Linked DNA regions of Homo sapiens: all the other regions are linked to region 2. A link is a loop called in an ENCODE intact Hi-C map of the cell type or tissue named here. Cell type or tissue: ascending aorta. All regions are shown on one strand. Each heading gives the region's core, and the rest is flanking DNA. Links, peaks and the distances in the headings are about the cores only. Region 1 holds the start of CARS1 (cysteinyl-tRNA synthetase 1). Region 2 overlaps OSBPL5 (oxysterol binding protein like 5). Region 3 overlaps CARS1 (cysteinyl-tRNA synthetase 1).

The links. Peaks named below come from ENCODE experiments on the same cell type or tissue, not always from the same donor. Only the 100,000 strongest peaks of a DNase experiment are listed, where the experiment ranks them.
Region 1: it touches region 2 in a loop (2.8-fold over the local background); 14 of 110 quality-filtered maps call a loop at or near these places.
Region 3: it touches region 2 in a loop (3-fold over the local background); 15 of 110 quality-filtered maps call a loop at or near these places.

Annotation. Positions count from the first base shown.
Region 1 is chr11:3,052,264-3,062,970 of GRCh38, forward strand. CARS1 (cysteinyl-tRNA synthetase 1) reads right to left here and starts at 5,160. Exons shown (of 23, transcript NM_001014437.3): 1 at 5,080-5,160. The coding sequence starts at 5,104. It overlaps LOC124902615 (a long non-coding RNA gene), which reads left to right and starts at 6,361. Exons shown (of 2, transcript XR_007062555.1): 1 at 6,361-6,755; 2 at 10,056-10,707. RefSeq lists enhancers at 4,814-5,346, 10,293-10,707. In ascending aorta, for the core only: no CTCF peak of the experiment used is centred there; DNase peaks (open chromatin) are centred at 5,198 and 6,592; H3K4me3 peaks cover 2,659 bases; H3K27ac peaks cover 2,900 bases.
Region 2 is chr11:3,154,506-3,163,816 of GRCh38, forward strand. The region is part of intron 1 of OSBPL5 (oxysterol binding protein like 5); the gene reads right to left. Among named protein-coding and RNA genes, the nearest start is that of OSBPL5, 6.1 kb to the right of the region's middle. RefSeq lists enhancers at 3,062-3,867, 8,850-9,311 and a silencer at 4,289-4,462. In ascending aorta, for the core only: no CTCF peak of the experiment used is centred there; DNase peaks (open chromatin) are centred at 4,960, 5,562 and 5,966; H3K4me3 peaks cover 3,591 bases; H3K27ac peaks cover 4,862 bases.
Region 3 is chr11:3,040,332-3,050,227 of GRCh38, forward strand. CARS1 (cysteinyl-tRNA synthetase 1) reads right to left here. Exons shown (of 23, transcript NM_001014437.3): 2 at 7,422-7,670; 3 at 1,834-1,925; 4 at 565-653. CARS1-AS1 (CARS1 antisense RNA 1) reads left to right here. Exons shown (of 2, transcript NR_046580.1): 2 at 449-929. It also overlaps the pseudogene RNU1-91P. Among named protein-coding and RNA genes, the nearest start is that of CARS1, 12 kb to the right of the region's middle. RefSeq lists enhancers at 1-919, 2,130-3,065, 3,066-4,001, 9,770-9,839. In ascending aorta, for the core only: no CTCF peak of the experiment used is centred there; DNase peaks (open chromatin) are centred at 2,900, 3,340 and 3,891; H3K27ac peaks cover 3,488 bases.

The DNA.
Region 1 (10,707 bases), core at 2,849-7,848, 100 kb before region 2:
TTCCTCACGGTAAAACACGCTCATAACATCAGCCCTGTAAAGCTGCAGGCCATTAAGTCAAATGACACTTGTAAAATGTTTAAAAGCTGCCTGGCACAGAGCCAGGGGCCCCATTTGCCATCATTATTATCATAATCGCTCTGGTATTATTAATGTTATTGTAATAGCCGCATGCTACACACAGAGAATTTCCTGGAGTTTTCCTAGGGCTCACACACCCATTTTTATTTAATTAATTTTATTATTTTAAAAGTTTATTACCAAATCTGCCTTGATCTTGGATCACATAATTCTTAAATGTACCGTCTAGAGCAGGCTAGACGGCTCATCAAAAGGGAACCAAGACCATGCTTGGGAAGGATCTTCTCAGAGCAGAAAGGTGCTGGTGCCCAGGGAAGCACAGGAGAATGACAGGCTTCCATGAGATGGACGCAGACAGTCATTTGGGTAATCGTGGTAGCTGCATTTAAGTGTGTCTCGAGGAAACAAATAAAAATAGGTCAGCTTTCAAGTGGTCATGGGTTTGAGCCAGGCTGTGGATCAGTCTGATGCTGAGATCAGATGAGAACACTTCTGAGCAGACTGAAAACCTCCCAGGGACCTGTTCCTCGACACTGGCCCTCATCGTAGAGCCTGCACGCTCCGTGCCGAAACTCCTGCTCTGCCCCCATGAGAAGGAATGTCCACCACCGGATGACCTTGCAGTTCAGTTCATCAACACATTGAGGGACATGGGAATGTCCCAAAGGTGGATGGTGGTTGTCACCGGCTACAAAGGTGGAGTCTCTACAGAACATTTATTGAAATCACATGCAAGTACCAAGCAATTGCTCAGCACAGATACCAAAACAAAGCCACACCAAATGAACAACAACCCTGACACGTCAAACAACTGTGGCAGTGCGACCTCTCCCTCTCTCTGGCTCTTTCCTATCAGCATTTATTTTTTATTTATTTTTATTTTATTTTATTTTATTTTATTTTTTGAGACGGAGTCTCGCTCGTCACCCAGGCTGGAGTGCAGTGGCATGATCTCGGCTCACTGCAAACTCTGCCTCCCGGGTTCAAGCGATTCTCCTGCCTCAGCCTCCCGAGTAGCTGGGATTACAGGTGCCCGCCACCATGCCCAGCTAATTTTTGTATTTTTAGTAGAGACGGGGTTTCTACATATTGGCCAGGCTGGTCTAGAACTCCTGACCTCAGGTGATCCACCCACCTCGGCCTCCCAAAGTGCTGGGATTACAGACGTGAGCCACCATGCCTGGCCTCCTGTAAGCATTTAAACCTCTCCCGGCTGCCCTGTTTCTCTTCCTGCGTTCCCTTGAGGCTCTCCCAGGTCCACTCCAGGCATGGCCCTGGTGTGCCTTCAGCAGCAGAACCTGGGGGATCCAGAGAAGTCACATTCTTGGGCTCACCAGAGACCTGCCAAATCAGAATCTCTGGGGTGGGCCCAGCAAGTGAGGTTTAAACCAGCTTCCCCATGGGTGGAAAGCTTGCTAAAATGCAGACCCCTTTACAGCAGGTCTGAGCTCCTAATAAGTGCCCCGGTTTGGTGGGGGTCTGCACCCCTCACTCACCCTGACCCTTTGCCCTCTGACCCTGCTACTTCAAAGGTCCCACCAGGGTCCTCATCTTGTGGGTGTCCAGGCAACATCTCACCCTGCAGGTTACTCCCTTTCTGCAAATGTTCCCCTGGTCCCACCCTCTACAGCTGCTCCTCTTGGGTCCTTCCCAGTGATCCACTCCCTGCCCAAGAAGTGTTCAGAAAGGGGACCGGAAAAAGCCCCCAGACATGAATCGTGGGGAGGAGAGAGGGGCATGCACCCCTGCTCTCACCAACTAGGAGCCAACACTGCCCACTCCCAGAGACCAGCGCCTCCTCCCACAGGTGAGGGCTTCCCCTCCCACTCCCCGTCCTGATCACCAGCCCCGGAGGTCCAGCTGCAACTCGTTCACAAAGGTGGCCCCCAGGCATCCTCTCTCACCCCCAAGAACAGCATCTCCATCTTCCTCCTTACTGGGAGGGAGGTTATTCATTATTAGGGGCATCCAACATCCCTCACAATGAGCCTGTGGGGTGATCAGACAGCAATATTGCCACCCAGAGCACCCACACTGGAAATGGCTTAATCTCCACCCCAAGGGTACTGCCTAAGGCTCTTCAAATACCCGGAAACATGGTACCTGAGTTCATAGAGGAGCAAACATTTCATGTGGCTCTGGGGAAAACATCGAAGGGCATCAGCTTTATTCTCGTCTGCCTTAACTCACTGGGTTGAGCTATTGTGAGTCTGAAGAGAATCATCAAAGGCAGCACAGCACAGCAGTTAAGGTCCCTATTGAGTCAGGCTGCCCAGGTTGGGAGCCTGGCTGTGCCTCTGGCTAGTCGTGATGGTGGACAGATTGCTTGACTTCTCTGAACCTCAGGATTCTCATCTGTACAAGATGCCGGCAGGATCTTCCTCAAAGGGGTTCCCCCAAGGGTGGCAGGAGATAACAGATGCAAAGCATTTAGAGCAGTGCCTGGCACAGACTCATGCTGAAAAAATGCTGGCTGTGTTATTATGAAGACCCTTGAATTAAACTGTATAAAAATTAAACTATAAGTCTGACCTGATGAGCAGCCGACCAAGTGGTATCCCAAGTCTGTGCGGAAAGGCCCTGAGGTAGGCTCCATCTACCCCAGAAACCTCAGAAATGAAACTCATCCTTCTGAAATAATCAGGCTCTTGGACAGGCACCAAGCCTATGCACCTTCAAGACCGCAAAGGAAAAGCTGTACACCCAGTGAGATCAGGAAAGAGAAATAGACCTTCTGAGTCAACTTAGGGAAGATGGTACAAAAATGATGGCCTCCTTGAAAAATCTGGGAAGATGGTCACTGAAAGCATTTACGATTGGATTTTTTTTTTTTTGAGACGGAGTCTCGCTCTGTCGCCCAGGCTGGAGTGCAGTGGCGCAATCTCGACTCACTGCAAGCTCCGCCTCCTGGGTTCACATCATTCTCCGGCCTCAGCCTCCGAGTAGTCAGGCGCCCGCCACCGCGCCCGGCTAATTTTTTTTTTATTTTTAGTAGAGACAGGGTTTCACCATGGTCTCGATCTCCTGACCTCGTGATCTGCCTGCCTCGGCCTCCCAAAGTGCTGGGATTACAGGTGTGAGCCACTGCGCCTGGCCTACGATTGGATTTTATTTCCTGTTCTCATCTTTGAGAGTGTGTGTGTGATGGGAGGAGGCGATAGTAAAGGCAGGTGGGCCATGCCCTGGGGCAGAAGAACACTGGCTGGAGATGCTGTGCGCAGGCTGAGGACTGGGCAATCTGCCTGCTGCCCTGACAGCCCGGAGAGGGCAATCCCAACCTATATGGCAAGCTCCAAAAAGAAGGCAATTCTTACAAGGCTCTGAAAACCTAAAATTCTAAAGCTATTTTTAAAAACAAGATACAAAACACTACTAATACGTCATTTACGTTCACAAATGAACAAAAACACATTTTTAGTTTGAAAACAAACAGGCCCTAACTTTCAGCACAGACACAGCACTTAATTGAGTGCCAGGCACTGTTCTACGTCCTTCCCATCTATTAATTCATTTACACTCCATGCTCCAAGGTAGGAGCCATTACGCATGGTTTGCTGTGGGGCGGGAGGCAGAGTTGGAACCCTGGCCCTTCCAGGGTGGTTCCAGAGTTGGGGCTGTTAACTATGATGCTGTTTTACAGGAATCTGGGTGACTTCTGAGGGCCGCTTGGCTCTGGGACGGGTGGAGATGGTGCTGGAATCCAGGCACACAGGTAGGGTGGTAGGCGGCGTGCCTGGAAGGTGACCACCTCCTGCCACTTGGCACAAGAGTGTAGCCCTGTCATCTGGGTGTCCCCATGCCGCCAGATTACTCGGGTTGTCATAACTACCTATCTATAACCCAATAAACCCTCAGGGGCAAAGGGCACCACCAGATGCTAAGGAAATCTTGGTACGATCTAAACTGAGGGTGGGGGCTGGAGGTGTCTTACAAGAACTTGCATCTAATTTTTGCCAGCCAAAAGAATTAAAAACTAGATACTGAGAATGTTTCCTTTGGAAAGGCTGCTCCAGACTGTTAGGAATCTGGGCTTTCTGATTCAGTCTCTTGCCTTTCCAGCACCTAAAATCTTGCTGGAGGGACAGTGAGAGAAGAACCCACTGGTCTCTCAAGGTCTACCCGCTGGTGACATGAGTGACTGGGGGAGCTGACACAGCTGTGTCCCTGGGGAACCTCCCGGGTTGGCAATAAAATGGGGCAGTAATGCTCTGACAATCAGCTTGCAGTGGACTGCCTGCGGAACTGGAGATGAAAGCCTTCGTAAAGCCCCAAGCCCTTTTACTGTGTGTACGCGTACCCCTGGCGTCCTCTGCCCCATTTCCCTAAATACCAACCTCAGGTGCCCTCCGCCCACCTCCCGGAAGCTGCCAGGTCTGGGCAGAAAACCAAAACAACCCTTGGGCCTTTGTCTCCCCCCTAAAGGCCAGCTGGGGCAAGAGGGAGCGAGGGCCCGCCCAGGCACCGGCTGGGGAAAGGCTGTTTGATGTAGGGCCACCTCCCGGGGTGAGGATGCAAGGGGACCTCGGCAGGAACCAAGTGAGGAAACTGAGGCTGGGTGGTCTGGGCAGCGCCCCGCTCGGGCTCGGGTCCCCGCGGGGTCTGTGCTCCAGCCACGGGTCTGGCAGACCCTCACGCAGGAGTCCCAGGGGTCCCAGTGGCCGTCCCTCGGAGCCGGGCACCCGTTGTCCTTCGGATCCTAGGACGTGCCACCCCTCGAACCTCAGGACCCGCCGTCCCTCAGACCCCGGGCACTGACACCCCTCAGACCCCGAGCACCCCCGCCCCTCGGACCCAAGGACGTGCCGTCCCTCAGACCCCGCGCACTGACACCCCTCAGACCTCGGGCACTGCCGCCCCTCAGACCACGGACACAGCTGCCCCTCAGAACCCATGCACCCGGGCCCCTCAGACATAAGGACTCGCTGCCCTTCGAGCCGAGCACCCAGCGCCCAGTCAGGCCCCCAGCCGCCCTCAGCCTGGCCCGGCCGCGCCGCTCACCCTGCTGCCCGGAGGAATCTGCCATGGCTGGGAATCCCGGACCCGCAGCTGCGGCTACAGACACTTCCTAGAATCTGATGCAACCGCCGCCCCGGAAGTCGCGCCCCACGCCGGGCCCGTCTTCCGGGACACGCCCGGTCGCTAGGCAACTACCAGGGGCTCCGGATGTCGCCGGCCCGGAGCATGCTGGGAGCTGTAGTTCAACCCAATGGCGACCCGCGCTCCGGAGCATCGCGCGGCCAAGCGTTCAGTGGCCGTGCTGGGAGTAGTCAGCCCAGCCGCGGGGAGACAAGCACTAAAGACTGAGCGTCCTGTAATAGGTGTTTAAGTCATGATTGCGCTAAGCGCCGTGGGGACCAGGCCCAGCCTGGAGGTCAGAGGCGGCCTCGGGACAGGGTGTGCTGGCGAGACGGGATGGTTCCCAGGAGGCCGACCTGGAGCAGGGCCTGGGGATGGGCGGGAAGAGCGCTCCAGGCCTAGGGACCGCCCTGCCAATGACCCTGCGGAAAGCAAGCCACTATGAAGTGTTGCGTGAACAGGCTTCTCCATCTCCTTCTCAGACCCCATTCTGGAGCCATCCCCAACCCCCTTAGGGCTCCTGCCTTCTGTGTGCATGATGTCACCTCCCAAGGATATCCCACCCAAGGTTCGTGCACCCATCCAAAATGAGAGGAAATGCTATTTAAGAAACAGAATTTTAATATGTCAAGAAAAATTATTAGCCAGGATTAGTGGCTCATGCCTGTAATCCCAGCACCTTGAAAGGACAAGGCAGGAGGATCATTTGAGTCCAGGAGTTTGAAGCTGCAGTGAGCTACGACTGTGCCACTGCATTCCAGCCTAGGCGACAGAGTGAGACCCTTTCTCAAAAAATAAAAAGTAAAAAATCTTCTAGTTACTTTTTGGAACCTCATGTCTAATTTCATAATAAATTCTAAGGCCGGGCACGGTGGCTCACACCTGTAATCCCAGCACTTTGGGAGGCCGAGGTGGGCGGATTATGAGGGCAAGAGATCGAGACCATCCTGGCCAACATGGTGAAACCCTGTCTCTGCTAAAAATGCAAAAATTAGCTGGACATGGTGGCGCTTGCCTGTAGTCCCAGCTACTCAGGAGGCTGAGGCAGGAGAATCGCTTGAACCAGGGAGGTGGAGGTTGCAATGAGCCGAGATTGCGCCATTGCACTCCAGCCTGGCAACAGAGTGAGACTCCGTCTCAAATAAATAAATAAATAAATAAATAAATAAAATAATAAATAAATAAATTCTAAATTCTACTGGTGGCTGGAAAAAAAAAAGAAGAAAGAGTTTGTTTACATTTCTGCAAAGATCCTGTAGCATGTGCTGTAACTTGCCCAGGATGTGGGAGGCTCTGTGAGACCCCAACTAATCCCAAAGGAGGGACCAAGTCCAGGACTTAGGGGACGAAGTTCTGGCCAGGTCCTACCATGACTCTCACAGTGCCTGTTTCTCACTCATCACTCTAGGACCATGAGTCACCCAAGCCCAGCTCGGCCACATGCCTTCCTGGGAGAAGGAACCGGAGGCGCCCAGGAGAGTCAGAAGCCTCTTAGAGATAAACATTCGGCTAAGGCTTGCCCTGCCCTTCCTTTCTTGCACTAAGAAAGCCTCCTGACATCAGGTCAGGCAAGCCAGAGTTTGGCTGTAAGACCTGGGGTGAGTTTAACTTCTCTGAGCTTCCAGATGTCTTGTTTTTAAATCTGCAAAGTGGGGCCGGGCACTGTGGCTCACGCCTGTAATCCCAGCACTTTGGGAGACCAAGGCGGCCAGGTCATTTGAGGTCAGGAGTGCAAAACCAGCCTGGCCAACATAGTGAAACTTCATCTCTACTGGGAAAAAAAAAAAGGGTCTGCAGAGCGGAACTGGGAAATGATCACCTGCTCAGGTGGCCGAGCTGTGTCTAAGAGTGCTGCAGTGTCTAGCAGCAGTGGGTCCCGCCTCCCCAGTCCTGCTGCGTCCCAGCCCTACCACCAGGGCAAGGACACTCTCTGAACCTCAGCATCCCCCTGGTGTTGTAGTTCTTTGGGACAGCACATTGGGTTACAGGTTGTTATGGGTTGCATTGTGTCTCTCCCAAAAGATGTGGAAATCCTATAACCACCAGGACCTGTGAATGTGACCTTATTTGGAAATAGGGTCTTTGCAGATGATAAAGTCATAAGATGAGGTCATTAGGGGGGACGTTAATCCAGTATAACTGATATCCTTGTAAAAAGGGAAAATTTCAGCTGGGCATGGTGGCTCACACCTGTAATCCCAGCTCTCTGGGAGGCTGAAGAGGGAGGATGGCTTGAGCCCCAGAGTTTCAGGTTGCAGTGAGCTATGATTGTGCCACTGCATGCCAGCCTGGGTGCAGAGTGAGACCCTGTCTCTAAAATAAATAAATGAATAAATAAATACACATATATAAATTAATTTAAAAAAATTTTTTGAGACGGAGTTTCACTCTTGTTGCCCAGGCTAGAATGCAATGGTGCCATCTTGGCTCACCGCAACCTCAGTGTCCCAGGTTCAAGAGATTCTCCTGCCTCAGCCTCCCGAATAGGTGGGATTACAGGCATGTGCCACCATGCCCGGCTAATTTTGTATTTTTAGTAGAGACGGGTTTCTCCATGTTGGCCAGGCTGGTCTCGAATTCCCGACCTCAGATGATCCGCCCGCCTCGGCCTCCCAAAGTGCTGGGATTACAGGCGTGAGCCACCATGCCCAGCCAATTAATTAAAATGTTTAAGTGGAGGAAATTTGGACACTGACAAGCAGGGAGGGTGCCATGTTAAGATAAAGGCAGAAACTGGGGCGATGCTTCACAAGCCAAAGGGCACCAAACATTGTCAGCAAATCACCAGAAGTCAGGGGACAGCCTGGGACAGATTCTCCCTCACAGCCCCAGAAGGAGCCCACCCTGCTGATGCCCTGACCTGAGACTTCCAGCCTCCAGAACTGTGAGACAATAAATCCTTGTTGAAGCCCCCAAGCCTGGCAGCCCCAGCAAACTGATAATGAGGATTTCACAAGAGCACGTAGGGTAAGGACATCACACAGAACCCTGCCTACTAAATATTCCGCAAGTGCAGACCCATCCTGGAAGCTTCACTGGCCTGTTCTGGATGGCTGAGGGGCTGATGCCTTGGTCTGGCCCTGGGCCATGGGCAGCAGGTGAGTGAACAGCACCTTCCCCGGGCAGCTGGACTTTCCTCGGCCACCAGTGGCCACCGTGCAGGGCTCTCCCTTGAGTCTCCTAAGGGCCAAGGCCAAGTTCTCCAAGAACGCTGCTCTTTCCATGCCAGAGGATGGACAGTCCCCCTCAGTGTCCATGGGCAGCAGGGTGTCGCTGGGCCCACTGCTTTGAGGTGACTAAAGCAGAGTGATTTCTTTGCTGGCACAGCCAGCAGCTCAGGCCCTACCCAAACCACTTTTAGGGAAAGAAATGTCACATGGCCTGCAAGCCAGGGTAGCGCAGCGTTAGAGACGAATACACTCAGGTGAGCTCCCAGCTCTGCTGCCAACTCCCGGGGGGGTCCCAAGACAAGCCTGTTGTGGGTTGAGCTGTGGTCCCCCCAAAATGATTATGCCCATGTTCTAACCCCTGGTACCTGCGACTGTGACTTGATTTTTATTCATTTATTATTTTATTTTTTTTTAAAGCAGGGTCTCGCTCTGTCACCCTGGCTGGAGTGCAGTGGTGCAATCACAGCTCACTGCTGCCTCAACCTCGTGGGCTCAAGTGATCCTCCCACCTCAGCCTCCTGAGTAGCTGGGACCACAGATGTGCACCACCATACGTGGCTAATTTTTTATATTTTTTGTAGAGATGGGGTTTCATTATGTTGCCCAGGCTGGTCTTGAACTCCAGGGCTCAAGTGATCCTCCCGCCCTGGCCTCCCAAAGTGAGAGGATTACAGGCGTGAGCCACTGGACCTGGCTGGCTTTATTTGAAAAAGGCGTCCTTGCAGATATAATCAAGTTAAAATGAGGTCATCCTGGATTAGAATGGGTCCTAATCCAATGCCTAGTGTCTTTATGAGAGAGAGATTCAGAGATACAGAGATAGGTGTGAAGGGGGAAGCAATTGGAGTGATGTAGCACAAGCCAAGGATGGCCGGTGGCCACCAGAAGCCAGGAGAGAGGCAAGGAAGGACCTCCTGGAGAGCCTCTGAAGGAACCCACCCTGCGGACGCCTTGGTTTGGAACTTCTGGCCTCTGGAGCTGTGAAAGAATCAATCCCTATTGTTTCTGTTTTTGTTTTTAATGTTTAACTGTTGTGGGTATATGGTAGGCATGTAAATTCCTATTTGTTTTTAAAAATTATTATTATTATTTTTGAGACAGAGTCTCGCTCCCTCACCCAGGCTGGAGTGCAGTGGTGCAATCTCAGCTCACTGCGACCTCTGCCTCCTGGGTATAAGTGATCCTCCTGCCTCAGCCTCCCGAGTAGCTGGGACTACAGACGTGCACCACCACACCCAGCCACGTAATAATTTTTATATTTGTAGTAGAGACGGGGTTTCACCATGTTGGCCAGGCTGGTCTCGAACTCCTCACATCAGGTGATCTGCCTGCCTCAGCCTCCCAAAGTGCTGGGATTGGAGGCGTGAGCCAACGCGCCCAGCCTGCTTTTATTTTTAATGTTTAATTGTTGTGGGCGCTTGGTGGGTGTGTAAATCCCGATTGTTTCTGTTTTTAGTTTTAGTGTTTAATTGTGTGGGAATCTACATGGTAGATGTGTGAATTTGTATTGTTTCTGTTTTTAATGTTTAATTGTGTGGGTGCATGGTGGGTATGTAAATCCCGATTGTTTCTGTTTTTAGTTTTAGTGTTTAATTGTGTGGGAATCTACATGGTAGATGTGTGAATTTGTATTGTTTCTGTTTTTAATGTTTAATTGTGTGGGTGCATGGTGGGTGTGTAAATCCCGATTGTTTGAACACCCCAGTTTGTTGTCATTTGTTACTGCAGCTTGGGGACGCTTGTGTGAAGTCCTTTTCCTCTCTGTGCCTCAGTTTCCACTCAGCCGTTTAAACAACCAGAATTTCAGTCTTCCAGCACAGACACCTGGGGCTGCAATAAGGTGAATGCAGACACCATGACGCAGGCTAAAACTGGGAGTGCAGGCAGGAAGGCCTGGGGCTGCCCCACACCCACTCCTGGAAGTTTTGGGGACTTTGCTGCTGCTCATGCAAAGGTCTAAATGCCCAGCTCTGTGCCAGGGCCCTGAGACACCGTCAGGCATTTCCAGGAGGATGTGCCCAAACGCCAGCATGGTCCTGACAGGGCTGCCAGGCTCATTTGCCTCTTCTGAAAGCAAAAAGAAGAGACATGAAATGAATTTCTATTAACTGGGACCATGACTTCTGCGAAGGAATGAAAATGCTTTTAATTCATAACCAAGAAATCCTACTTACATTTGAAAAACTTGTCAACCCATTGCTGAACATCTGGGAGAACACGGGGCGGGGGTGGGCTTCGTTAGTGCCCAGCCTGGAACCCCCCAATTGCCCCGAGGACCTCCCTGGCTCAAGTAGCTCCAGTCTCTCCCGGCTTGATACCAGGAACATCATGGCGCACAGCTCGCGTCCCAGGTCAGCCTTCGTCTTCTGTCTATAATTAC
Region 2 (9,311 bases), core at 3,141-8,140:
AAAACAGTCAAGATTCAAGCAGGTGAAATCTGAGAACACTGCACACACTCATGGGTGCGGAAGGCTCTGATCACATCAAAATCTTACTCCGGGCAAATGCTGGGCCCTCACAGGGGATAAAAACAGAACCCACTGACGAGACGCCTGGCAGTGCGGGGGCCCCAGGGTTAGTCTGACTGCTCCACTACCCATGGTTATGGGCTAAATGTGTCCCCTCAATCCATGTGTTGATGTCTCAGCCCCTAGGACCTGAGAAAGCGGCTGTACTTGGAGATGGGGTCTTTAAAGAGCCCCCTATATACCTAATGTAAATGACGAGTTAATGGGTGCGGCACACCAACATGGCACATGTATACATATGTAACAAACCTGCACGTTGTGCACATGTACCCTAGAACTTAAAGTATAATAATAATAATAATAATAAAAAGAGCCCATTAAATTAAAACAGGTCATTAGGGTGGGCCCTAGTCCAATCTCACTGGTGTCCTTATAAAAAGAGGAGATGAGGACACAGGCACACAGAGGGATGACCCTGCAAGGACACAGGGAGAAAGAAGGTGGTTATCTGCATGACAAGGAGCGAGGCCTCAGGAGAAACCAGCCCTGAAAGGCCTCGATCTTGGACTCCAGCCTCCAGAACTGAGAGAGAATCAACGTCTGGGCTGCTTAGTGGTGGAAACCCCAGCAAGCTCACACACCGGCCCAGGAGGGCCTTCCTAGGACAGTTGGGCTACAGCACCAGCTTCCTTGGGAAAAAGGGATTTCTCCCTTGACACATCTGGAGGTGCTACAGGGACCCTCTCCAGGAATAATGTCCGGCACAGCCTGGCAGACTTCGGCTCAAATCTGCCTGGGCCACTTCCCAGCTGGTGACCTGGGGTGATCCCAAGCACCGAGGGGGGATGGGTGCCCCAGCTCTGCCACTCACCCCAGCTCTGCCACTCACCCTAGCTCTGCCACTCACTCCCCCCAGCTTTGCCACTCCCCCCAGCTCTGCCACTCACCCCAGGTCTGCCACTCACTCACCCCAGCTCTGCCACTCACTCACCCCAGCTCTGCCACTCACCCCAGCTCTGCCACTCACTCCCCCCAGCTTTGCCACTCACCCCAGGTCTGCCACTCACTCACCCCAGCTCTGCCACTCACTCACCCCAGCTCTGCCACTCACCCCAGCTTTGCCACTCATGTCTGAAGTGGCCGGATGGCCAGGGCAGCAGCCACTACGCCGACAGTTCACTTCCATTTAACCCAGCTTTGTGGAGATGCCGCGGGTCTGGGGCTTGGCTGGTATTCCCAAGCCCCGTCTCCCCGTCTTTGGCAAGGCCACACACGTGTGGTTTCAGCAAGGGGTTGCTGTGCTGGAACCGGCTGTGAGCAGACCTGCAGAACCTCAGCCGGACCCCACCCTTCCCAGGCCCTCAGTCTCAGGCTCAAGCCTGTGTTTCTGGTTTTAATTAACAAAATGTGTTGGTCACTGAGAGGCCCTGGCAAACATCTATGTATGGTGTGTCCCCTGGGGGCCAGGATTCCTCCCACAGCCCTATGCTGAGGCAGAGTAAGGGTGGGGGTAGGGATGATTCCCTCTGGGACAAGGGGGAAGGGAAGGGAAGTCAGCACTGAGCACAGGAGGGACCAGGCCCCATCTCGCTGGGCTGCTGACCCCACCCCAGGTCAGTCCCCCGGGAGAGTGCCCTCGGCCGTGCCCAAGGAAACCGGAACGCTTGCTCCAGGGATGGAATGGAACTACCAGAATGTCCTTCCGAAGGATGGAAATCCGTGTGATTTATGTACATAAAGCAAGGAAAATGTACAAGGAATACAGAACCACACAGACAAGAAGAGGTTGCAGAGGGCGGTCAACTACTGTTTTTGCGACTTCTCTGCGACTCTAACACGATCAGAAAGAAGGATGTGAGCGGAAGTCAGTGGTCACGTGACATCTGTCTGCATGTGTTTATGGATCCATCCATATATAGTAAAGCCCAAAGCCCGCCTGGGAGTGTGAGCCTGGAAACCCAGGATGGCGGCTCTGGGGAAAGAATCGAGCTCTGGGGCCCTCCCTACACGCAACTTGTAGCTGCTGAAAGACGCCTAAAGCAAATACAAGCCAGGTGCCAGGACCTTGACGACGCTGGGGTTGGTTCTGTTATTCTGCATGGTTCCCGTGTTTAGATCTTTCACAATCATTCATTATGCATAAGCGTTTTCATTAACGATATAGGCGTGATAGGAGGCGGCCCCTCCCTGCTCTGAGAGCCCATGCCACTTCCACACAGGCCGAGGGCCGGCACCCACGGTGAGCTGGCTCATGCTCCCACCACGTCCCGAGGCACCTCCAGGAGACTGGCCCTGCAATGGCCCATTTCACAGACGAGGAAACTAAGGCCTGGGGCTTTAAGACTTGCCCATGGCCCCACACAGGGTGGGGATTCCCACCTGCTTTGCCAACCGCTAAGCCCATGCTCCAAGCACTGCACCCCGTCCACAAGGTCAGACGGGCCACTCCTCGGGGCCCCCAAGGGCAGCAAGCTCCCAGTTCGCACAGGTCAGAACGTGAAGGATGCCTTTGCAGGGCGGTGCTTACGGCCCAGGGCACCTGGCTTCACGCACTAATGATCAGAGAGCCGCGTGCCTCCGTGCAAAACACCCAGGCCAAACACATGGGAGCAGACTCACGGCCCACGAGGGAGGAAAGCAAGCGGTGCTTCCCGAGCACGTGGGAAAAAGTGGGCCTTGCGGGGCCCAGATCTAAGGGAGTCAGGGCCGGCAGCAGAGAGACCCTGACCCGTAAAAGGATGGGAAGGGGCAGATAAGGAAGGAGCCTGGACTTACGAGAGGTCACCCTGATGAGACAGGGTTCCAGGAGAAGGTGACGTCCCCAGGAGACCCGGGGAGGCCAAGAGGGGGCCTGGGCACCAAGCTAGCTAGCCTAGATGTCTGGTGTCCCACTGGTACTGAGGCAGCACCCCGATGGAGGCAGGCTTTGCAGGCCTGGGAAGGGCCTGTGCCAAGACAGAGAGGGGCAGGAGAGCCCCAGCCAGCTTGACTGGGGTGGCTCCACAGGCCAGCCCTGTGCTCAGCAGGTGGGCGCCACAAGGCCACTTCCTGCCACCCACATCACTTTAGAGTGTGAGCACCCAGCAGCCCATGGAGCAGAGATGAAGGCGGCCCCGCCCTCGGCCGGCTGGGGACTGAGTAACTCGTTCTCCTCTGCTCACAACAATCAGATGAGCGAGAAACTGGCCCAGCCTGCTGGGCTTGCAGCAGCCGGAAGGTTCTTCTGGCCGTTGGTGGGCACCTGCCAGCAGGGAGGGTCTGGGCAGGAAAGAGCCACATAGCTGCACTTGGTGCAGGGACGAGGGTGGGGATTCCTGACATCCTCGACCACGGCAGCCGTGTGTGTTCAGCAGCACACTGGGGCCAAGCACCCTTGGGTGCCAGTCACCAACAGAGAGCACCTCTGTCCCCCTCTCTCTGTGAGCCTTCGTGGGAGCCTGGCTGCCGGGCTGGGGAGAATGACCCACTCTGGCACTGTAATGGGACAAACAACCAGGCCCTGTCCCGAAGCGGCCTCAGCCTCAGGTTTCCAGACGGGGCCCACATCCTGACGTTTCTAGGTGTTCTTCATGCTCCAAACTCTCCCAGCCTCCTGTGGCCAAGCGGCCTGCCCCGGCCTGCCCTTTGGGGACAGCTGTGCCGTTCCGAGGCAGAATCTAGGTCTCGGAGCGAGAGAAATCTGTGCTCTTCTGCAGGAGCTGGGCCCAAAGTGGAAACCCAGCATGGGCGCTGGAGTGGGCGAGGGTTCCCTTCAAAGCTGGCTGCTCTTTTCCTCTGCCCCAAGGAGATCAGAGGGTGCCACGTGGGAGCACGCGCTCCTACAAAGCACAAACGGCTCTTGGTGCCCACACTGGCACCTGCTTTTCCGACCTGCAGAGAGCTCTTCCTGTCCTGGCCCCAGGATGTGCAAGACAGCAGGGTGGAGATTTGTGGGAAAGTGGGGCGTCCTCGGCAGCATCAGGCCAGTCCACCGCCCCAGGACCAGCCATGGGGACACCCCACGTGCAGAAGCTAGACTCACGGAGCATCAGTGACACATGAGACCTCTTCTGGGCTGCACACTGGTGCATGGTCAGTGACACATGAGGCCTCTTCTGGGCTGCACACAGTGGTGCAGGAGAGAGGGAGGGAGGAAGGACGAGAAAGATTTCCAATCACTCAGTCTCAAACCTTTGAAAACTAGTGGATGCTTCTTTCTGCATAAAACCTGGGGTGCATCCTCAAGATATAAAACAGCTCAAGGAGCAGGAGCAGATGGACAGAAGCCCTTGGAGAAGCCAGGGCCTCGGGAGTGAAGAGGGAGCTCTGGATGTCCAAGTTCCCTTCTCGGTTCCTGCCGGGGTGTTGCCCGTGTGCAGGAGCCTTAGCCCCGCAGGTGTGGGGGTTGCGGGCAAATGTCAGGGATGGGGGTGCCTTAAAGATGGAGAAACTGAAGCCCAGCGAGGAGCAGCACCACGACCCTGCCATTCTTGGGGCCCCATTTCCTCCGTCTCAGAGGGGAGCCTGTCAGATGCTGTGAGCCCTCGGGCCAGCCACCCTCTGAACACAAGGGACAGCAGGTTGAGGGCACAGGCGAGAGTGTGCACGCACCCTGAGGCCACAGAGAATGAAACATGAGGGTCGGTTTCTGCCCAGGAGACAGGTATGTTCTTGAGGCGGGCGCGGGGAAGAGGTAGAACTCTCAGGTGTCCCTGGGGCTGGGGGATCTCACTACCTCTGTAGCTCGTCTTTGAGCATTAATGCTAAGTCCCAGCACCCCGTCCACAGCACCCCAGCCTCAGGGTAACGAGGCCTGGTACCTAACCCACAAAGTGCTCGCTGGTAGGGAGTGTGCAGGCCAGACACTAAGGCATTCCAGTTCTCCCTGGCCCTGTGCCAGGCCACTAACTGGATCCGCTGCACTCAGGGACACCATGTACTATGGTCCCTGCTCTACAGGTGAGGACAGCAGCCTCAAAGAGCCCAGGCCAACTGCTTCCCATGGACTCGCTGCCCCTTCACAGGTCAGGAGTCCCCTGAGACAGCTCAGGGCAGCCTGGGACCAATGCCAAGTTCAGGAGCAGAGGAGAGGGCTAGAGAGGTGGAGGGTCTGCCGGCAGAGACAGGGTGCACCTGGGGAGGGCCAGGGCCACGGCTGGGTGGGGTGGCCCAGGACTATCTGAGTCAGGGAGATGGTGGCTGGAGGGTGGAAACCTTTGACTGGCAGCCCATAGGGGTGGGGTAGGGGGTCATGCCAGTCACCCACACAATGGCTGATGCTCACCCAGCGCTTGTGTACAAAGACCATCTAGGGCCAGCCATGAGCCTCACTTTACAGACGGGGTAACCAAGGTTTAGGAGGCAAATAAACTCTGCTGACCCTGGCACCTGGGGTGAAGAATTCCGGCTGCGTCTTCCTCGGCTAGGCCTTCTGATCAGATCCGAGGCGGTGCCTGCCACCATCACCACCATCAATCTCTTAGGCCCAGCCCCCTCCCTGCCCTGGCCCCACCAGCCCTCCAGAACAGGGTCACATGCCCCACCCTGGTGCCTGCTGGCTCTGGCTTGAATTTTGCTAAATTTGGGTGACTTCCTAAGGCAGCAGGGGGTGGGGTGGGGGTGAGGTTCATCCTGTAAGGAGGGCATCTAGCGTTCCTGCCCCACGGGCCAGCGTCGGGGCTCCTCTCCCTCTGGCCAATGTGGGGAGCCTCCCTAAAGTGCTCCCCTCCCGCCCAGGACCAGGAGCTGCCCCAAAGCAGCACAGTCCAGCAAGCAGGACGCCTGGACCCTTTAAACAACCCGACTGCTGCGCCGTATTCACCGCAATAGGCGGGCAGGAGCGGGACGCACTGCTTCCAGAGTCCCGGCCCTTTAAGCGACCCACACTCCCCGCGTCGCATTCACCCTAATAGGCGGGCATACAAATGCCGTTGCCTGGAGCCGCAGCCCAGCGAATGGGACCCACAGCGGCGCGCCCTTTAGTTGACTCTGTCTTATTCGCCGCAATAGCTGATCAGGAGAAATCCCGCTGGCTGCCAGGAAAGGGGCGCGGAGATGCGGATGCTCCGCCCCAACACCACGCCTTCCTCTGCTGACCATCCCCAAAGTCCCCTTTAAATGACAACCCTCCCCCCCCCCACCCCGCCCCCACACCGAGCGCCGTATTCACCCCAATAGCACATCAATCCCTCCGCAACGCCGGGATACTGAGCTCTCCCTCCCCTGGCCGAGGAAGGCCCTTCCCCGCGAGGAAGCAGCTGAGAATGGGCCAGCGAGAGAAGGGACAAAGGCACGGGCGACAGAGCTCCCTCTGTGCTGTCCCCCAGCGTCTGGAGGCCCGTTCCCGCCTTGCTCAGAAGCACAGGGCACTTACCAAGGGGCCATCCGTGACCAGCAGTCAGGGGCATGCTGTCTCCAAGCTGGGGTGGTGCTTCTGCTCTGCCAGGTACGGCAGCGCTTACTGAAGGTTTGCCATCTCCCCTGGCCTTGGATGAAGGGAAGGCGACCCCAGGCTGGTCACAACAGGCAGCCTGACCAGCTGCCTGCCGAGGTGGGGTATCCCTCAAATCTCCTCCCTGTTTTCCACTTAAAATCCCTAAGAATGTACATATTTAGAAGGAATACTGTTCAGTTGTTGAGCCTCAACTTTCCCCTTCATCCTTGTCTTCGTGTCAGCAGGGTGAGAGGGGATCTATGGACCAGTTAAGTCCATCTGCATTCACCAAACACACTATTAGGCATCCCGAGGAGGTGAGACACCCTAAGGGCTCCATTCCTAAATCAGAGATGATGGGACTCTGGGAAGAGTCACGCCCTCTTGTCCTTCCCATCCTAGAGCATGGAGGAAATGAGCTGGTCACGTCCCACACCAGCCGATGCTGGTGAAACCAGGACATGGTGGGTGGGACTTGCTAGATGGGGGCAGCCAGTCTCAATCTACTGACCTCCCTGGGATGAGACAGTATGACGGCTTTCCACATGTGCCTCACTTAACCGTAGAACACCTACTGTGTGCCAGCCCCTGGGAAGAGAGCCCGGAGCAGACTTGCAGGCAACCGTGCATGGGGACAGACACCGCGCACCAGCGGCACCCACCAGGGACAGATGCCACGCACCAGCGGCGCCCACCATGAACCTGGCTTGGCCCAATCGCTTTCTCCATAGGAAGCCATTCAATTAAACAAACATGACCATTTCAGTATAAATAAAGAGAAAACAAAACACAGAGCTGAGAGCTGCTTTGGAATGGGTAACGGGCCAGGAACAGAGACTCTCTCAGAGAGGCAGCATCTGAGCTGGGACCTGAATTAGATGGAGCCCACCAAATGCAGATCCAAGGAGGGGCCGAAAGCAGAGGCACAGGCAGTGCAAAGGCCCTGGAGTAAGAAGCCGGGGCTGACGCCAGACCCCTGTGAGCAAGGAGGGGAGAGGGAGGGGAGGGGAGGGGGAGAGGAGAACAAGGGAAGGGAGACAGAGTGGAGGGGCATCTAGGGCCTGTGGGGTCTGGAAAGGGGTCAGGACTTACTGAGACCCATGGCAAATCTCAAAGGGCTCTAAGTGGTCAAATTACATGAAGTGGTTTATCTTTTTAAACACCATGCTGGCTGCTGGCTGGAGAAGGGCTAGGAAGGCCACGAAAGGGGAGCCTACTAGGTAGCTGATGTGGAGCTCCAGGCAAGAGCTGGTAGGGCCAGGAGGGGAGTGGAGGCCAGCCCTGGAGGGAGTAGCCGGATGTGAGGTGGGCTGGGAGGCCGAGCAAAGCATTTGCTCTCAGCCTGGGTGGCTCTGAGATTTGCAACAAAGGCCCTCTAGGAATTCTGGATCCCTCTAAGCCAGCCAAGAAGGCTCATGTCCCACCCCCTCCCCATCTCCCACCTCAAGCCCTGGTCCTGAGGACACAGCTGGTGCCCACTCCGCTTAGTGTAGATGCCAGCACAAGGCAATCTCACATCCTCGTGGACATGATCCCAGAGGCCCTGGCTCAGAACAACTGTGATGCTAAGAGAACAACGCGGTCCTTAGTCCAAGTCCTTTGTACTCGACCGCCAACCCTACCACTCTCCGGAGCAGCTTCACTATCTGCCCATACATCTCCACGGGAAAGGTTACCCAGCCGTGGCCAAGACCCAGCCACCAAGGCCCCAAAACCTTTAAAAATCTTGACCAGCCCAGGAGCCCCATCCTCAGGCTGTCAGTTGCCTCCTCAAGCTGCAGGCTCGGTAAGTCATCAAGCAAAGCTGGCATCGAGAACAATATTCTTTTCCTTTGTGCCGGTCACAAGCAGCATGAGGACATCCAGGGCAGCATGCCTGTCCCTGTCGGGAGGCCAGTGGCCCTCACTTGTACCCCCCAACATCTACCCCCCAGCACACTGGTGCACTCCCTGGGCTCCCCTGCCAACCCTGCAAGTGGTGGGCACTTCTACCCACCTGGCCCTTGGACTCCACAAGGGGAGCTGCACCTAACGGCTCCCTCCCCGACAGCTCCCTTCCTGTCAAAATGACCGGGATCCTTTTGGCACTGTGCAACCCTGGGCCTCGGCCCCTCTACAACCCCCTGTCCCGGAGGTCAGAGCTTCCAGCTCCCCAGGCCTCTCCGGGAGAACCCTGAGCTGGGTCCACAACATTTCTCAGCTGCGGTCACAGGCTCAGATTCACCTGTCCCTTGAACAATAAATGGGAATGGGGGCGGGGGGCACCTTCTGTCATCTTGGGTAAGTTTTCCACCTGCACACTGTGCCTGTATGTGTGCAAACGTGTGCAGGCTTAACCACAGAATCAGCAGAGAGCACCAGTCCCCAAAACACAGCTGGCAGAGACACACACAGCCCTTCCACCCGCCGGCTTGTCACAGAGTGTTTCTCCCTCCCCCAAGCGTTACATGTCAGATTACTATCAGCGCTCAGAGTGAGGCCAGGATCTCAGGAGAGAAACTGATACCAGGCATTCTCAGCATAGTAAATACAATCCTGGGTAGGGGTTGGGTGGGGGGGGCGGTCTTGCGTTGGTATTCTGTAAAGAGCTGAAAGCAGTCCTTTGAAGAACATGGCCTATTCATGGCCCAATCTGGACCCAGAAAGGAGCCTCCACTGGACATGCAGGATGGCTGCCCGGGGTTCGACATCTGCAGGGCAGCCTCTCTGAGACCAGGCCCAGGACTGCAGGTCAGAGGCTCCTCATCCGGCCTATCTGCTGTGTCACCTTTCTTAAACACAGCCTGGCAAGACAGACACACGCGGTGCCTGCCTCCTGGCACCCCAGGCCAGCCCCACA
Region 3 (9,896 bases), core at 688-5,687, 120 kb before region 2:
TTCAACTGTGCAGAGGGTCACACCCTCTACCCTCCAGGTTGTTCAAGGGTTGACTATACATGACCTTGGCACTGCAACTAAAACATGAACACATAAAAGGACTCTGTGGCATTTACCCCAACAGCCAGCTACTCGTCAGGAGCTACAGCCATGACCATCCAGTGGTCGGGGGGCGGTCACAGCCAACCCAGCGTCAGGCCTGTCAGGTCTGAGTGTCACGGGAACTCAGCATCTGGGGACCCCACGAGAGCTTGAGGGATGAGAGAAAACTTTAAGGTATGTGAGAAAAAGTGCCCAGGTCGAGTCCAGCATGTTAGCAGTGGGGCTATGGACATTTTCTTTTTGGTGATCTGTAGTCTTTCTGCAGTGAATATAGATTACTTATGGCATTAAAATTTTCATCTTAAAAATAAGAGAAGAAATTCAGTCTTGATTCCTCAAATCTCAGGTCTCTGTAGCAGATCTAAGATCTTTGTGGACCTAAGATCGCTGCTGTGGATCCCAATGGCTCTGACTTCTGCGTGCAACTGCAGAAGCTGCAGGGACACCCCGCGGTGGACCTACCTGGCGTGCCCCATGTGAGATGCGTCATAGACGGTTGGCCCACAGCAATACCACGTCACCTTTTTCCCATCTTGAGGTATGAACACTTCCTTTGTTAGGAATGAAGGAATGACGATCACAAGAAATGCAAGAAACACTGCACAGGATTACCAAAAACAGCAACAAACATCACAGTGTGGTTTGTGTTTAGTGTAAACAATTCAACAGAGACCATTTTGTTTTACTGTGAAAAGTCACAGTCTCAGTGGGAGCCCAGTGAGATGTACGGCACCTCCCACCAACTGAGCCCTGGGTGGGTGGGGCCTCTTCCTCCCTGGGGTTCTACTCATCTATGGAGGGAGGCGATAAAGGGAATCAATGATTTTATTGATTGTTGAAATGCTGCTTATTTAACAATAACACAGCTAATATTTACTGAGTACCTACCATGTGCCAGGCCCTGAGCTAAATATTCAATATGCAGTACACTCTAGGACGTAGGTTATGTCATTTTCTTTTTACGGATGAAGAAACTGAGGCAGACAACACTTGGCCAGGGTCAGTCCCTGTTGGGGGAGCGCGGCTTGGAGGCCAGGACCCCTGAATCGTGGTGCTGCTCTGGCACCACTCCCCAACATCCCAGCACCCTCAGACCTCTCTGGGGGCATCATCCTCAACCAGTTTCCCAAGGAAGGCCATGAACTCCCTCACACCTGACTCTCTGTCTGCCAAACATGCTCCCTGATGGAAATCCAAGCAGCCCCGCCCAGAGCCTGGTCTGAAATCACTGGAGTCACTGGCCATGCCCTGAGCCAAGCAAACCATGCAAACCCCATTCTGTTAGGAACCAATCCTGCCTTCTTCTCAAAACCTGCTGTGCTCCCAACAACATCCAGCCAGTTTGCCGTTTTGTCCATCCTGCTTGGCTCATACAGTGCCACCTGCTGCAACCACGCGTCCTCCTGAAAGGCGTGGCTGTGGATGACCTCAAGTACTCATGGTTGGGCAGAGTCCGAGAGACAAGCCAGGGTGATCCATGCCCAGAAGTCATGGGCAGGCTTCCACATGAGGCATGATACTTCACGTGTCTGGGTTTCAGAGGACAGCTCTGCCTCTGGGCCACAGAGACTATAACATGGAAGTGACTGAAGGATCTTAAACCTGGATTTATGGAACTCCAGATCCCAACACAAGGAACAGAGAAGTCTGTTGTGCGACAAGGCACATGGGCTGTCCTGCCTCCTGCCTCCCCATTGTGTGCGTGTGCCACGGCATCTGTGTTCTCCTTACCTTGTTCCTGGTGAGGCTGTTGTAAAGGTGGAGTCTGCATGGCTGGGTCCCAGCAGGAGGGGACCACTGGGGCTGCACACGCCGGCCTTTGCCTGGGAGGCAGAGAGAGCAGGATCAGGGTCCAGGGGCAGCACCAGGAAGTGCAAGTCGCCTCTTCACCTGGAGACTTGGTTTTTACAACGGGACCATAGTTTTCCATGAAATTTAAACAATGTGAAACCACACGAATCTCGGTCAACATTACGCAGGTCAAAGACAACTGCGTCTTTTTTTTTTTTTAGACGGAGTCTCGCTCTGTCGCCCAGGCCAGAGTGCAGTGGTGTGATCTCGGCTCACTGCAAGCTCTGCCTCCCGACAACCGCGTCTTTCTTTTGCTTTCTAATATTCTGTATGGCAGCATACCCCAATAACACCCTTAGAGCCCCAGGAGGGCGGAGGAATGCCTGCACAGCGTGCCCAGCACATTCCACTGCTCTTCAAATACTGGCCCCTTTCTGGCAGTGAGCACACCACCACCTGGCACTCCTGGGTCAGTCAGGGCTTGACACTGACAAGGTATGGTCTGTTCTGCCGCAGCCCTGGGAACCTCCCCCACCCAGGATCCCTCACCTGGACAAACTGAGGATTTTGAGGACTCTTGTTGGGACAGAGGCCACCTCCAAGCCTCCAAGCCCTGGCAGCAGAAGCCAGGAGTCAGAGCAGAAAGGACCCCCTGTGGCCACGGCCAGCAGGCAAGACTGGCTCCAGCCCAGCCCCTCCTCATCACTTCGGACACTGCAGGAGTGGCTGGCTCCCAGCTCTGGGCCCACAGCCCAGCAGACTCTGATCCAGACACTGGGCTTCAAGCTCCACATAGGTCTATACTGCCTTCATAAATAACCTGAGCTCCTCTCAGCCTCCAGGCAGAGACCCCTGCCAGCCAGCCCCTCAGTGCAGTCACCTCCTCCTGGCCAGACTTCCCTAGTTGTTCCCCTCCACTCGCCTGTGGGCCGCCTGGGCTGCTCTGAGCACACTGCTTCCAGGCCTGGCTTCCAACCTGGCACAAGGCTGTCCTTACACAACCTGCATCTGAGATCCCTGAAGGGGCAGAGCTCTGTCCCTGGGGCCAGGGGCAGCCACAGGGTGATTATTCACCCTCTGAAACGTCAATCTGGCAAAGCTAGGTGTGGAGGACGGTACCTGGTGACTTTCCCGTTGCCCTCAGCCGGCTCCTGCCTGCCCTGCCCCCTCAGCAGATCCCCACTTTTCTCCACAGTCGTCGCCCACAGGTCCAGGTTCTGCGTTATGCTCTGCTGGGCACCTCTGACCCCAGCTGGTGCCTGGCCCTGGGAAGGGCTTCACATGTCTCTGCTGAGTGGCACCAGGAAGGCCTACGAGATGGATACTCCTAGCACTGACCTGTGCCCACCCCAGCAGGCCGCCTGGCAGCTCACCAGGGTGCTCGCATCCTGCCTCCTCCTGTCCCTGGTTTCTGTGCCAGAGGGTCTGGCAGCATGGCCAGCAAATTGCCACACACTGATCACGGGGAAGTTGGTCCTGGGCACCAGCCATCTCTTGGCCTCCCGGCTCTAGCTCAGGCCACACGAGCCAGGACGGCAGACGCTGATGACTAACAGGCCAAGGGGAGGAAGGAGGGCGGCTGCACTGTGTCTGGGCAGTGGGGGTACTGTGGGCAGGTGGGAGATGGGGCAGGAGACGGAGAGAGGGCCAGTGCTCAGCAGGAGCCCCCACTCTAGGTGAGTTCCAGTGGTCACAGGTGGTCAGATTCTAAAGCGTAGGCAATCTCCAATCTTAATCAAACATCATGTGCTTATTGAGGCCAAGTGCAGCTCGGCCTCAGTGTACTTTAAATGCCTCACAAGCCCTTGAAGGAGAATCTCACTCAATGCCTGGAGGCATTCAACCGGCCACTCTAGGATCCCATCACTCTCCTCCCTCACAAAGACCCTGGAGCTCCTTCAATAGGACACTGCTGCCATCTCAGACAGCTGGAGACGCTGCCCAGAAACACAGCCATGAGGCCACGGGATCATCACACTCACCCTGCTATGAGGAAACGGCCCAGGGTTCACAGGACTGAAAGCTTGTCCAAGAAGCCTGGCCACAGCCAGCATTCCTGCTCCCCTAAGGCTGCTATCTCCACACAGCTGGCGATGGGCTCCCCAGGAAAACGGGTTACCAGGCCCAGATATACAAATTCAGATTTGCAAAAGGGAAGAACTGAGAGATATCACATAAGGACCCTTGCCCCCCTTTTTTTTTTTTAGATAAAATCTGGCTGAAGTGCACTGGCGCAATCTCAACTCACTGCAACCTCCGCCTCCTGAGTTCAAGCGATTATCCTGCCTCAGCCTCCCAAGTAGCTAGGACTACAGGCACCTGCCACCACGCCCCACCAATTTTTGTATCTTTAGTAGGGATGGGGTTTCACCATATTGGCCAGGCTGGTCTCAAACTCCTGACCTTGTGATCTGCCTGCCTTGGCCTCCTAAAGTGCTGGGATTACAGGTGTGAGCCACCGCGCCTGGCCTGTGCTTTTGTTTCTTTGGAAAAAATGAACACACATTCGTTGATTCCAGAGTCCCACCCTGACCTGAGTGATCCAACAACAGACCAACTATGAACCGCTCATGAGAGACATGGCTTTGAAACAGGGATGTGGGAGGCTGAAGATAAAATGATGGAGAGGGAAGCCAGGAAGTGGCAAGCAGTCTGCCTACAACACACCAGATGCAGATAGGACCCAAGCAAGGGGTTCATGGAGAGAAATCCTTCATCAGGAAGTTAAGGGTCCTCCATCGGAGGGGTGAGAGCAACACCAAACCTTCATGTTCCTGAAACTATGGCCTCGGCGTCTGACAGACCCACACCCTCCTCAGTGAAGGGTATAGCTGACACTCCTTCCCGGGGGGTAGGGAGAGGCCGGCGGGCTGGAAGGGCTGAGCCTCCACTGCGGGTGAGAAGTGCTCAACAAGTTCAACGTCCTGATATCCAGTGGACCTCCGTGCTGGAGGCTGGTGATCCAGGGAAGGGATCCACCAGGAAGGGGTCTGGCTTCACAGGAGTAGGGACCTGGGGGTTAAGCAGAGCCTTTCCATTATCTCCAACCCCCCACCCCGAGACGGAGTCTCGCTCTGTCACCTAGGCTGGAGTACAGTGGCACGATCTCGGCTCACTGCAAGCTCCGCCTCCCAGGTTCAGGCCATTCTCCTGCCTCAGCCTCCCGAGTAGCTGGGACTATAGGCACCCGCCATCACGCCCGGCTAATTTTTTGTATTTTTAGTAGAGACAGGTTGTCACCGACTTAGCGAGCATGGTCTCAATCTCCTGACCTCGTGATCCGCCCGCCTTGGCCTCCCAAAGTGCTGGGATTACAGGAGTGAGCCACCGCGCCGGGCCAAGCAGAGTCTTTCCATGTCTGAGAGGATCTTGGAGACAGGACACAGAAGGCACATGGGAGGAGCTGGTAACAGGCGGGCACACTGAGGGCCAGACACAGGCACATCTGATGCTGCTGGGATGTCCAACAGAGGTGGAAGGGCGAGCAGGAGGAGGGGCACATGGCCCACTGTGCCAGCAAGGAAGGTGCATGCTTGGGGAGTATGAGCCATGGAAAGAGAGGGCGTTCCCACTCAGTGGGGGAAGCAGCTCTGATTGTCACAGCTACATGGAGGGAGATCCACAGCTACTGTCATCCCAGGGACATGGGCGAGGACACTACACTGGACTCCATGGCGCCTTGGACCCACTCGAGGTCACTGGATGCTCTAGCAGTCCCAGACTCCAGCTCCCACCTCCCCCTTCAGCCCCTGCTCAGTGTACAGCAAGCTTGAGTGAGGGTCGCCTGACATAATGCCCATCATTCCTGGCACAAGCAGACCCTGGCAGCCTCTTGCGCAGCCTGGGTGATGAGGGGATTTGGAACCTGGGGAGGGCACAGCAACTCCATTAGTGCTATCCATGGTCCATTCTGTTACACAGCAACGTGGCTCTGCTTCCTCTCTGTAGGTTAAAAAGTGTTTGCAAGAGCAAAACCCTTCCTTCCTCTCACAGTGTGGATGGAGGCTTGCGTCTGTGCCGCTCTTTCAACAAGTCCCTATGAGGGAAGCCTGGACAGGCCACTGCTGAGCTGGACGTACCAGGCCCGCTTCACCCTCCCTAATCCTGCCCCCCTCTGGCTGTGTCTTGGAATGGCACATGGCAGGGGGAACAACCTGACACCCGAGCCCTTGGAGAGAAGGCACCTCACAGCACAGGTGTCACTTGGGTGACCGCGCTGGAGGCTCAGGCAGGAACGGCTACATGGGGAAGGACGTGACCTGCACAGCAACGGCCTCTGCCCTACGCTGGGGAAGGAGTGTCTGCTGCAGAGTTATCCAGAAAACACGACCCACAGGAGATGTGACATCCCCACCTCCAGCCTGGTTAAAACAGTGATCTAGCAGAGGCCTGACCCACGGCAGAGGCGGGGGGGCATGTTCCCAATCCCAGGCCCCAACGGAGTCTGGAGAAGCCCCCAGAAGGCTGCCAGCTACAGCCAGGACCACCAGAAAACAGCACTAAACCTGCCCCCACATGAAGGTGGAGGAGTGCCCACAGCCACAGGAGGAGCTGGGCCACCCAAAGGCATACTTCAGTGATGATGGCATGGAGCCCCCTCAGATTTGCCACAGAGTGACAAAGCCATGCAGGCATCCCAGGAGTATCTCCCGCAAATAACCACAGGCACGTTCCACAGACACAACCAGCACCAACAGGCTGGAGCTACGGGACAGACATCATCTCAAAGAGAAAAAATGACTTATTTCTGATTTTTAAAAAGTTCAATGCCGGCCGGGCGCGGTGGTTCACACTTGTAATCCCAGCACTTTGGGAGGCCGAGGCGGGTGGATCACGAGGTCGGGAGATCGAGACCATCCTGGCTAACACGGTGAAACCCCGTCTCTACTAAAAATACAAAAAATTAGCCAGGCATGGTGGTGGGCGCCTACAGTCCCAGCTACTCGGGAGGCTGAGGCAGGAGAATGGCATGAACCCGGGAGGTGGAGCTTGCAGTGAGTGGAGATCGCACCACTGCACTCCAGCCTGGGCGATAGAGCGAGACTCCATCTCAAAAAAAAAAAAAAAAAAAAGTTCAATGCCAATTAATACTTTAGGATTCAACAATTCTAAAGCTGGAGGATAGACACGCTACAATCTTATGGAAGAAATAAAGAGAAAGAACTGAGTCAACCAGAGCCAGGCACAGCCTTAGCTAAAAATCACAAGGCTAGGGCCCGTGGCCTGGGCATGCTACGTGGAACCCCAGAGCCGCAGCGGCTCTGCACCCCACCACCTCAGGCAATCCTGCCACACCAGTGATGTGAACATACTGCTCCTGAATAACCAACTCCATAGGGCGTGATTTTATCCCAACCTCCATCCAGCAAGCGCTGCATCTGCCCATCCAGGCCACTTGCTCGAGACACACTTGGGCGAGGCTCCCTCTGGGGTATCCGCAGACGCCAGGTAAGCACCAGGGTGATGGAGAAAGCCCTTGACCTTGGGAGAGAGGTTCTAATGGCCAGGGAACCCACTCTGTTACTCACTTGCTTGGAGCCTGCAGGGCTGGCCTTTGCCACAGGGGCTACCCAGGAGCGCTTCTATGTGCCTGAACCACCGAGCCACGTGGAAGAGCTGGGGGTCAGCGGGCGGGGCCGAGAGCTGCCTGAACGCGTCCACGTCTGCCTGGGACAGTGAGTACCCCTGGACATAGCTACGCGTGCTGAGGTGCTCGTTCAGGGCTTGTGCCCTGGCTGCCTCGTCACTAATGCTCAGAATGGACCTGTAGTCAGGAGCTGCAAAGACAGAGGGCACATGGTGTCAGGCAGGCAGGCGGGCAGCCCAGAGGCCGCCAGAAAGACAGGGACTAGGGGATGGCACAGAACCAAGGAAAAAGGTGTTCAAGCCCTTCCCTGGACGCCAAACATCCAGAACAGGCAAAGGCACAGGGGCAGCGCTTCGACTGGGGGCGAGGGAGTGACTGCCTGACAGGTATGGATGGGTTCCCTCTTGGGTGATGAAAATGCTTTGGAACTAGACAGAAATGAAGGCTGCATGACAACATCATGCGCCAAATACCACAGAATTGTGTACTTTTCACTTTATGTCATATAAATTACTTAGTTTTTACATTTTTAATTTATGTTTTCTATCAGGGAAAGCAGGAACACAGTTCCACACCATCACAAATTACACAGTTCAGTTTCTGACATTTGGGGAAATCATAGGGGTCAGCACATCTGGAGTATAACGGATAAGCCTCGCCTTGGGAAAGCTACCTACATGATCATGGTATCCCTCCTGTCAGCTAAGTATGTTACGAGAATTTAACCTCAATTTTTAAAAACTCACAACAGAAATCCCCCAAACCAAACCAACTTCAAGCCTCTTTGCCGCAGCGGCACCCTCTCCCTCTGGGTGCTGGGGGATGAGGGGTAGGAGAACCCCACATTGACAATGTGTGCCATTTACACCCCTGCACCAAGAGACAGCTGGACTCTAGCATGGCTTCTGCAGGTCAAGGCCACAGCCTCAGGAGGACTGGGCCCCCTCAAAGGACCAGCCCAAGAAAGCACAGGGCTGCCAGGAAAATGTGGCTGCTCCAGCCAGCCTCACCTGGCCCCTGGCCCCTGGCCCCAGGCCCCAGCCTCCCTCCTTAGAGCCTTCAAAGCAGTAAGCGTGCACCTCCACCACTCAGGTGTGTCACTCAAGGACCCAAGAGCCACTGTTCCGCATGTCACCATTGGGAGGAGGAGCAGAACCCTAACTTTCACCACTGCCAGCTGTAGACAAGGCCGCCTTGACACATGCACGCTGACCAGCTCCATGGCTTTTTTCATTTGAGCCCCTGCTCACCCTCCTTCTCCTCCTCCATTCTCCCTTTTTTATTTTTATTTATTTATTTATTTATTTATTTTTATTTTTTAGAGACAGCGTCTGACTCTACTGCCCAGGCTGGAGTGCAGTGGTGCAATCAAGGCTCATCACAGCCTCAAAATGCTGGGCTCAAGTGACCCTCCAGCCTAAGCCTCCTGAGTAGCTGGGACTACAGGCACATGCCACCAGGCCCAGCTAATCATACTCCCTTTAAATCCAAAAGTCACCTCTGCTGAACTGGCAGGGAACGCAGCTCCTTCCCCTACTGTCAGGAATTAGGGAATAAAATCTGTCTCACCATTCTAAGGAATATCTCCCTGCAATTACCTCTGACACGGGAGTTGTGGACCAGGTGCTGTGTCCACAGCCCACGTCCCTAAAGTGGGGGCAGACCAGGCAGATGGTGCCAGGCTTCTGGCCAGAGGAGGGAGTCTGGTCCCTGAGCCCATGAGCACAGGTGCATCCAAACCTTGAACCAGTGATTGTGTTTGCTGAGAGGACTGTGGGAAAAGGACCGATGCTTGCTCCTTCCAGACAGATACCCTCTCACCCCAGAGTTCACTCAGGGTAGGAATGCACATGTCTGGCCACCCCTTGCTGTGCCAGCTGCCCTTCCTGGGCACAGGCTGCCCGACATCACAGCCATGGGGCGTGGATGCCCTGCACATCACAGTCCCCCTCTCTGCCTTCTCCCATTCCCTTTTGTCCCCCATCTCCGTGTTTACTCCTGGCACAGAGCCAGAGTCACCCCAACCAAGCCCACACAGCTTCTGAAAACAGAGAGCAGAGTGTGTTGCGGGGGTAACTGCACACGAATGCCTTTCTCTGCTTTGCTTAGTGTGGGGAAAGCCCTTCGTGTCAGGCCAATAACTGGCACTTCCCGGAACGCTGTGGTGTCAGCAAAGATGAGTCAGAATGGAGTGCACAGCTGCAGCAGCAAGAATGCCCCACTGGGCCGAGCTCTTCACCCGCCAGGGAGCCTACGGAGCCACGTGATGCCCCAAGGCCCAGCCTCCGTGGCTGCCGGAGAAGATGTCCTGAAGCCACCTCTTCTCTGCAGTAAAGGGGTGGGCACTCTGTGGGAGAGCCTTCCTGAAGTCTCAACATGGATGCAGGGCTTAAAATGGCTTCCTGGGATGACTCTC